2 separate regions of the Homo sapiens genome follow, and region 1 is linked to region 2. A link is a loop called in an ENCODE intact Hi-C map of the cell type or tissue named here. Cell type or tissue: heart right ventricle. All regions are shown on one strand. Each heading gives the region's core, and the rest is flanking DNA. Links, peaks and the distances in the headings are about the cores only. Region 1 overlaps CLYBL (citramalyl-CoA lyase). Region 2 holds the start of LINC01039 (long intergenic non-protein coding RNA 1039).

What was found. Peaks named below come from ENCODE experiments on the same cell type or tissue, not always from the same donor. Only the 100,000 strongest peaks of a DNase experiment are listed, where the experiment ranks them.
Region 1: it touches region 2 in a loop (12-fold over the local background); 2 of 110 quality-filtered maps call a loop at or near these places.

Annotation. Positions count from the first base shown.
Region 1 is chr13:99,630,428-99,634,821 of GRCh38, forward strand. All of the region lies in intron 1 of CLYBL (citramalyl-CoA lyase), which reads left to right. Among named protein-coding and RNA genes, the nearest start is that of MIR4306, 10 kb to the right of the region's middle. In heart right ventricle, for the core only: no CTCF peak of the experiment used is centred there; no DNase peak of the experiment used is centred there; H3K27ac peaks cover 259 bases.
Region 2 is chr13:99,576,907-99,581,300 of GRCh38, forward strand. It overlaps LINC01039 (long intergenic non-protein coding RNA 1039), which reads left to right and starts at 206. Exons shown (of 4, transcript NR_126390.1): 1 at 206-485; 2 at 1,564-1,733; 3 at 3,263-3,459. In heart right ventricle, for the core only: a CTCF peak has its summit at 1,893; no DNase peak of the experiment used is centred there.

The DNA of each region.
Region 1 (4,394 bases), core at 187-4,186, 53 kb after region 2:
ACTATTTATAACACAGGCACCAGAGGGTTCAGAGACGTGCTAAAAGTGGAGAAGTTGGGGGCAGGGGAGTGCTGGCAAGGATGAACTTTGCCTATTTCACAAGTTTTGACTAAAGTAGTTCTGAATAAGAAAAGCGTTTGATGAAATCTTACCTAGTATAAAGACATATTATTTTTGGCCTCTCTTTTTTCTTTCTTCTTTTTGTTCTTTCACCTTTCCCCTGTGACCTCCCATTCCAGCTGAGCCCTCTTGTTCCCATTTGCCCTGTATTGTTGATCTTAACCCCAGCTCTGCCCTCTCTTAAATCCTGTTCTTATTCTTGGAGAAGACTACAGTCTCCCGAGCTCTTTCTATATGCCAAGCACTGTACTTTTATACATTCATATTATCATGAGGAAATATTCTTTTGCCTATTTTACAGATGAAGCAAGTGAGATTCAGGGAAGTTAAGTAATTTATCCAAATTTACATGCCTACTAAGGGATGGAGCAGGAGCCAGACCCCTGTTTCTGAAGCATGTTTGCTGAACCACTACACTTTAGCCACCTACTGTGGATACCTTTGGAAAGGAGGATTCTTTTACCGTTACCAAAAAGATATTAATAAAAATAAGTCCAGGTGTGGTGGCTCATGCCTGTAATCCCAGCACTTTGGGAGGCAGAGGCAGGTGGGTTACTTGAGCTCAGGAGTTCGAGACCAGCCTGGGCAACATGGTGAAATCCCGTCTCCACAAAAAATAGAAAAATTAGCCACGCATGGTGGCGCATGCCTGTAGTGCCAGCTACTCCAGAGGTTGAGGTGGGAGGATTGCTTGAGCCTGGGAGGCAGAAGTTGCAGTGACCTGAGATAGTGCCACTGCACTCCAGCCTGGGTGGCAGAGCCAGACCCTGTCTCCAAATATTTATGTGTGTGTGTGTGTGTGTGTGTGTGTGTGTGTATGTATACACATATATAATTTATATGCAAATATATAATATATACATATATTACATACATATATGTGTGTGTATATATAATCAAATGCCCATAAATTGAAGATTCATTAAATACAGGGATAGTCATACCATAGTAATGACGTAGCTGTTAAAAAGAATAAGGTAGTTCCCATAAATGGTAGAATAGCTTGATTGTACTAATCCCCCTGTATTTTATGTAGATTTGTAAGATTCACACCAAATTTTTTTTTTTTGAGTTGGAGTCTCGCTCAGTCGCCCAGGCTGGAGTGCAGTGGCGTGATCTCGGCTCACTGCAACCTCCACCTCCCGGGTTCAAGCGATTCTTCTGCCTCAGCCTCCTGAGTAGCTGAGACTACAGGCACGCACCACCACGCCCAGCTAATTTTTGTATTTTTAGTAGAGACGGGGTTTCACCATGTTGACCAGCCAGGATGATCTCGATCTCTTGACCTCGTGATCCACCCGCCTCAGCCTCCCAAAGTGCTGGGATTACAGGCGTGAGCCACCGCACCTGGCCACACACAAAGTATTTTTAAAAACTATTGTAAGTCACCAGAAAGCAAGCAAAATCAGGCAGAAACTGGAGGAGAATCTACCTCAAAAGACAAACTGCGGTGGATAAGGTTTGCAGGTTTGTAGCTTTAACCTGAAGGTACTCCCAAAGCTAATTAAGTGGCCAAAAGCCGCAGCCTTACTGTATTGCGATGTTAGAGGGCAGAGGTAGAAACTGGCAGAGCTGGCAGAGCAGTCAGAAAATTAAGAGGGAAACCCCAGAGAGGAGGGAGCTACAGAGGGCACAAACACCCAAATCTGCATATGAAATTGCACAAATCCTTGGTTGGCTACTAAACTATGTGTCTGCAAACCTGGTGAAAAAGTAGCAGCTTTAAGCCTGAAAAAAACTAAGCAAAGATCTTGGCCACTGCCTACCATAGGGAAGACAGAACTTGGTATTTGTGTTCAGCCAAGTTAGCTGTCTGCTAGAACAAAAATTAGTCTTCAGAGAAATGTGCAGAATCTGGAATCTCTATAACATATCGATCATCATGTCCAGTGTCCTATCAGAAACCACTAGAGGCCGGGCATTGTGGCTCATGCCTGTAATCCCAGCACTTTGGGAGACCAAGGCAGACGGATTGCCTGAGGTCAGAAGTTTGAGACCAGCCTGGCCAACATAGTGAAACCCCATCTCTACTAAATATACAAAAAAAATTAGCCAGGTGTGCTGGTGGGCACCTGTAGTCCCAGCTATTCAAGAGGCTGAGGCAAGAGAATCCCTTGAACCTGGGAGGCGGAGGTTGCAGTGAGCCGAGATTGTGCCACTGCACTCCAGCCTGGTGACAGAGTGAGACTCCGTCTCAAAAAAAACAAAACAAAAACAAAAAAACCCCACTAGATAGAGGTAGAAATGGGAAAAAAGTAGATAATAGAAGCCAAACTCAAGATGATAGAGATGTTACAATTAATAGACAAGGACTTTAAAGCATCTACCATAAATACATTCAAAGACTTAATAAAAATGTATACACAATGAATGAACAGATAGGGAGTATCAGCTTAGAAATAGTAGCTATGGGCCAGGTGCAGTGTCTCACACCTGTAATCCCAACACTTTGGGGGCCCAGGTGGGTGGATCACTTGAGGCCAGGAATTCATGACCAGACTGGCCAACATGGCAAAACCCTGTCTCTAACTAAAAATACAAAAATTAGCCAGGTGTGGGAGACTGAGACAGGAGAATCTCTTGAACGTGGGAGGCAGAGGTTGCAGTGAGCCGAGATCATACCAGTGCACTCCAGCCTGGGCAACAGAGCAAGATCCTGTCTCAAAAAAAAAAAAAAAAAAAAAAAAAGAGAAGAGAAGAAAAGAAATAAGGCCAGGTGTGGTAGCTAATGCCTGTAATCCCAGCACTTTGAGAGGCAGAAGTGGGCGGATCACTTGAGGTCAGGAGTTTGATACCAGCCTGGGCAACATGGCAAAACCCCGTCTCTACTAAAAATACAAAACTGGGCATGGTGGCACGCATCTGTAATCCCAGCTACTTGGGAGGCTGAGGCACAAAAATCGCTTGAGCCTGGGAGGTGGAGGTTGCAGTGAGCCAAGATGGCACCACTGTACTCCAGCCTGGGTGACAGTGCAGGACTCTGTCTCAAAAAAAAAAAAAAAAATAGCTATGAAAAAGAGCTGAAAGGTTAGTGGTTGCCAGAGGTTGAGGGGAGGAGGGAATGGGAAGTGATTGTTTAATGCATATGGGGTTTCCTTTTGTGTTGATGAAAGTGTTCTTGAGCTAGTGGTGAGGCTTGTACAGCACTGTGAATTTTAAACTTTAAAATGGTGAAAATTGTGAATTTTATGAAAAGAGAGGTGAAAATACATGAACTAAATAGAAATTTTTACCAGTAAGCTCAATAGCAGACAAAGTTAACTGAAAAATAGATCAATCGTATGTACTCAGTTTGAGGAAAAGAAAAAGATTGAAGAAAAGCAAATAGAGCCTCAGAGACCTGTGGGACAGTACCAAGCAGTCTAACATGTATAGTTGGAGTTCCAGAAGCAAAAAAGAGATTAGGGCAGAAAAAATATTTGAGGGGATAATGACCAGAAATGTTCCAAATTCGGTGAAATCCATTAACTCACTGATCCCTTAACAAACACTCAGCAAGATAAATTAAAACACACACATGCACATGAGAGCCACATTGCTGAAATCCAAAAATAAGAAAGTCCTGAAAGCTGCCTGAGAAAAAAAGAAGGTGCACAGAAGGAACAATAATATAACTAACAGCCGACTGCTTATCAGAAACAGTGGAGAGTAGAAGGTAAACGTATTGAAAGACAAAATATCAACCCAGGGTTCTACGTCCAGCAAAACTATCCTTCAAAATTGAAGCCCAAATAAAGACCTTTATAATTAAACAAAAACTGAGAGAATTTGTTGCAAAGAATCTGACTATGAGAAATGCTAAAGGAATTTCTTTAGGCTTAAGGGAAATAACCCCAGATGATAACTTGGATCTATAAAAAGAAATGAACCAGAAATGATGAAGAAAATAATCAGATAGATCCATCTGTGTTGATGTAAACATGTAATAGTAATAATAATAAATATTTATATAGCAATTATTTCAGGAAGGACACGCAAGAAAACTTTAACAGTGATAACCTTCCCCGTGGAAAAGGGGAAGAGATTGAGAGCTTGGAGTATGAAAAAGGAGACTAAATTATTATTTTGTGCTTCTTTTGATCATTTGAATATTTTTTAATGTGGATGTATTACTTATTTTTTTAAATAAATTTTTAAATGTCATGAAATAGCTAGGAAAAATAGAGATACTTGATACAAGATGAGAAAATAATGTTCTGTTTCTCCCTTGTAAGGAATATGACAGAAATCGAGACATTGTAGACTGGGAGTCAGGATTGGGTTTCTTTCCTACT
Region 2 (4,394 bases), core at 230-4,229:
GCCCAGCTGAAAAAGCCAAGTGGCCTCTTGATTGAAGCGGGCAGAGCTCAAGGCAAGGCCCTCAGTTCCTATGACTTGTTTTCTGGTCTGCACTGGGTGGAACAGGAAGCCAACAGTACTATTGTCTGTGAATGCCCCAGAAGCCCCTAAGGGCAAAGGTTCCCAGTGGATGGGATGCCATGGGGGACATTCCAGAACTCTCTGTGGGCGGTTTGAGACCAGCCTGGGCAATATAGCAACCGTCCTGCTGGCACACAAACCCTCCTGCCTCTAAACAGAATTTGATGGGCCCCTTGGCAAAGGCAGGTTTTAGAAACTCCTCGGGGGCTGGAGCGCAAGGAGAGTCTGAGCCAGGCCAAGCCTCCCTGGGGGAACATGGCTGAAGGAAGACCTACAGACATCTCCCCTGGGTGGGAGCCTGTGTTCAGAAGCAGCAGATCCAAGTCTCTGTGTGGCTGAGGAGAGGACATCCTGCTGGCAACACGGTGCTGACCTGTGGGCCCACTGGCAGCATGACTTTGTAATTTCTTGGGCTTTCTGGAAGGTTCTGAGGTGTTGCTGCTGGGCTCAGGTGACCAGTTATTCTCCTAGGGAAGGATGGCCCAGCTCGTTGTCCTGTACACATAGAAACATAGGGTGGTCTGGGGAGTAAATGCAACATCCCCACTTTCTCCCTGCCTTATCTTTCTCGCCTTCCCATTCCCCAGAGAAAGATCCAGGTGCAGAAGGACCCAGAACTCCACAATTGTTACATAATCAAAGCACATTACTCTAAAGGAGACCAGGACCCAGCTCTCCTCCCTACCAACCCAACCCCAGCAAGTCATTTCTTTTTCTTTTTTTCTTTTTTCTTTTTTTAACAGACAATTTTAGGTTTATATGCAGTTATAAGAAATAATAGAGGCTGGGCACAGTCACTCATGCCTGTAATCCCAGCACTTTGAGAGGCTAAGGTGGGAGGATCACTTGAGGCTGAGAGTTTGAGACCAGTCTGGGCAATATAGCAAGACCCTGTCTCTACAAAAAATAAAATAATTAGCTGGACATGGTGGTGCGCACCTGTAGTCCCAGCTGCTCTGAAACCTGGGGTAAGAAGATTGCTTGAGCCCAGGAGTTAGAGGCTGCAGTGAGCTATGATTGCATCACTGCACTCCAGCCTGGGTGACAGAGCAAGATCTTGTAATCTTGTAAATACATAGAAAGAGCACATTCTGTGGCTGAGCCCAAGAACTATTATGCACAAGGAATAACTTGTTGGGACGAGCCATTACCACATTGGCAGGGTCGTCCCGGTCTCTGCTTGGGTATTTTTATCTGTAGGCCTATCAGTTAGTATGCTTTTGGAAAAATCTGGGATTTACTAGAGAAAAAGGTAAAGGTCTAGGGTCGATGTTAATTGTGTCCCCTCCAAAAAAAGATATGTTGAAGTCCTAACCTCCCAGTACCTCTGAACATGACATCATTTGGAAATAGGGTCTTTGTAGCTGTAATTAGCTAAGATGAGGTCATACTGGAGTGGAACAGATTCCTAATTCAAGATGACTGGTGTCCCTATAAAAATAGGAGAATGCCATATAACAGCTAAGACAGAGATCAGAGCCATGCAGCTGCAAGCCGAAGCAGGCCAAGGATTGCCAGCAAACCAAGAGAGGCTGGAAGAAGAGAGAAGGATCTTTCCCTGCTGATTTCACAGGGAGCATGGCCCTTGATCTCAGGACCTTGACCCCAGAACTGTGAGTGAATCAATCTGTTGTTAAGCCATACGGTGCCAGTATTTTGTACAGCAGCCCTCGGAAACTCATACAGCAGGCAACCAATAATGTCCCAAGTCTAGTAAGTAATGAAATACACTCTGACATGGGGATGGAATTGAAATAAAAATAACCATCTGAGGGAGCTCTAGAGCCTTCGCTTCCTGAGTCCTAATTTGACCGTAACCTAGAGGATGGGCAAATAATAGCTGTTTTCAGGACAGGACTCTTAACCTCCTTTCAGTGGTTTTGATTATTTTTAGTTTCTGTTCTATTGATATTTGGATTCTGAGCACAGATGCCTTTACTGCACTGAGTGCCTTTGACCTGAGCTGGATTTTAGCTGGAAGTGCAGGATTCTGAGTGAGACAACACTGAATGCTGAATGACCCCTTAACCAAGGCAGGCCGTTCTCCTAGTCGGGGCCAGGTTCTGGGGACAGTGTGACAAGAGCTTGAATGAAGACAACTCGCCCTCCCTGCCTGCAAAATTTAACAATGAGACAGGAATCCTTATTTTGTATTTTTTCAGGGGGCAGGAAGCTGCAAAATCTGCTGTCCTCTGCAAATCACTATCTGGACCAACAACACAGAAGTTCCCTCAACCTCTGAGGGAACCTCTGCCGCACCTCTGAGCTCTTTGGCTTTTGTAGACGTTCACTTCTCGGAATTCTGCTGACTCTGTGGGTCCCCAGGCATCACCTGAGAACTGGTTAGAAACTCAAAGTCTCAGGCCCTCCCCAGACCTGAATTCGCTCTGTAGGTGGGGACAACAATCTGGGTTTTGAGAAGCCATGGGGTGATTCTGATGCCCACTCACACCCTGTTTTACTTCTGTGTTTACTCTGCACTACAGAAACGAGGAGCCCACGGATGCTTGAGCATCAAAGCTTCAATCACTGCTGCCCGCGGCTCTGCACTGTCTTAATTCTTCCCTGCTTTTTCATTATGTCCCGTCTGGCTCATTCCTCCTTTATCCCCCTGTTTGTATGTGTGTATACATGCATTCATTCATTCATTCATCCATGTATTCATTCAGCAGACTCTAGAAAAGGATATCTTATAGTCACTATGGTGGATGTCTAGGTGGGTCTGCAGCTCTGAAGTTGTGTTGGTTAAGCTCCAAGGAGCAAAGAAAGCTTTTTCAGATGACAGCATGTATTGTAGCGAAATGACGGCTATGAGCATCTTTTAATTACAATTGGGGGTGGGGGAGTGAATATATATGTATTTCTGTGAAAGAGGGAAACGAAGCAATGAAAAGTAAGAGACAGGAAATTGTCCCAACGCCTTGGCTCCATGGGGCCTCAGGGTGCCCTCCATGACGAGCAGTGACTCCCAGCAGCTCCGGCACAGTATCAGGCATCCTTTGCCACTGGCTCTAGGAACCCCTGCACATGCGTGTCTCAGCTTCTAATGTGACTATTTCTGCTTCTCCTCAATGTTGCTGCTTACCCCTAGGTTTGGTTGCCACGAGGAAGCTATGTCCTGGATTTTCTTTTTTTCTTTCAGTTCTGGCTGCCAATACCAAGTTCCTCCTCTCCATCTCACATTCAAAGAGCACACAGAGAGGCTCTAATTGGGTCTTTCTACATCCTGTGTCCGTACAGAGCTCTCGCGTTTGGGTGGGGACTTTGCACCGTGACCAGTCTAAGATCAGCACCAGCCCCTGGTCCAATCAGCTGTGGCCAAGACCCTTGAAGACACAGGCAAGAGGCTCCTGACAGTTGTGTGGTTCACAGGGGTTTCTGGGTGTGATAGGGGCTCAGGCAACATCGGCCCCCAATCTGGGTGAGAAGAGAGGTCTGGAAAGAAGTTACAACTTTGAATAAGTGGTGGTACATAATGCCTCAAGTGTGGTAACATTGCTCAGAGAAAGTGAGTTGAGACAGTGGAAAAGTGGAGCCCCTAGTATCACCAGCTTAACCCACGGGGTAGATGAAGGTCATTAGGAGAATAGAGCAACTAACCTTTATTGAGCACCTACGATGTGCCAGGCTGTATGTCTTGGTGCTTTACATAAATTAATTATTTATTTATTTATTTATTTATTTATTTATTTATTTATGTTTGAGACAGGGTCTCACTCTCACCCAAGCTGGAGTGCAGTGGTGCAATGAATGCTCACTGCAGCCTCGACCTCCTGGGCTCGAGTGATCCTCCCACCTCAGTTCCCGAGTAGCTGGAACTACAGGCTGTACCACCACACCCAGCTAAGGTTTTCTATTTTTTGTAGAGATGGGGTCTTGCTATGTTGTCCAGGCTGGTCTCAAACCCCTGGTATCAAGCAATCCTTCCGGCTTGGCCTCCCAAAGTGCTGGGATCACAGGCATGAGCTACCACACCCAGCCTATTTGTTCTTCAAACAACACTGCAAGCTACCTATTGTTGTTATCCCAAATTTGCAAATGAGAAGGCCGACCAAGCTCACAGAGATCAAGGTCATATCACTTGTAAAGGGCAGAGCTGGGATTTCAATAGCTTTGTCCAACTTCAATAGCTTTGTCTAATCTCTAATAGCTTTTTACTCTTCCTACTGTATATGAACCATATTGGCCTCAAAAGAAATGGTCTGAAACACAATGAGGAAATCAGGGAGAAGAATGTTTTCAGAAGGAGGTGATTAAGAGAGGAAAGTCCTGTC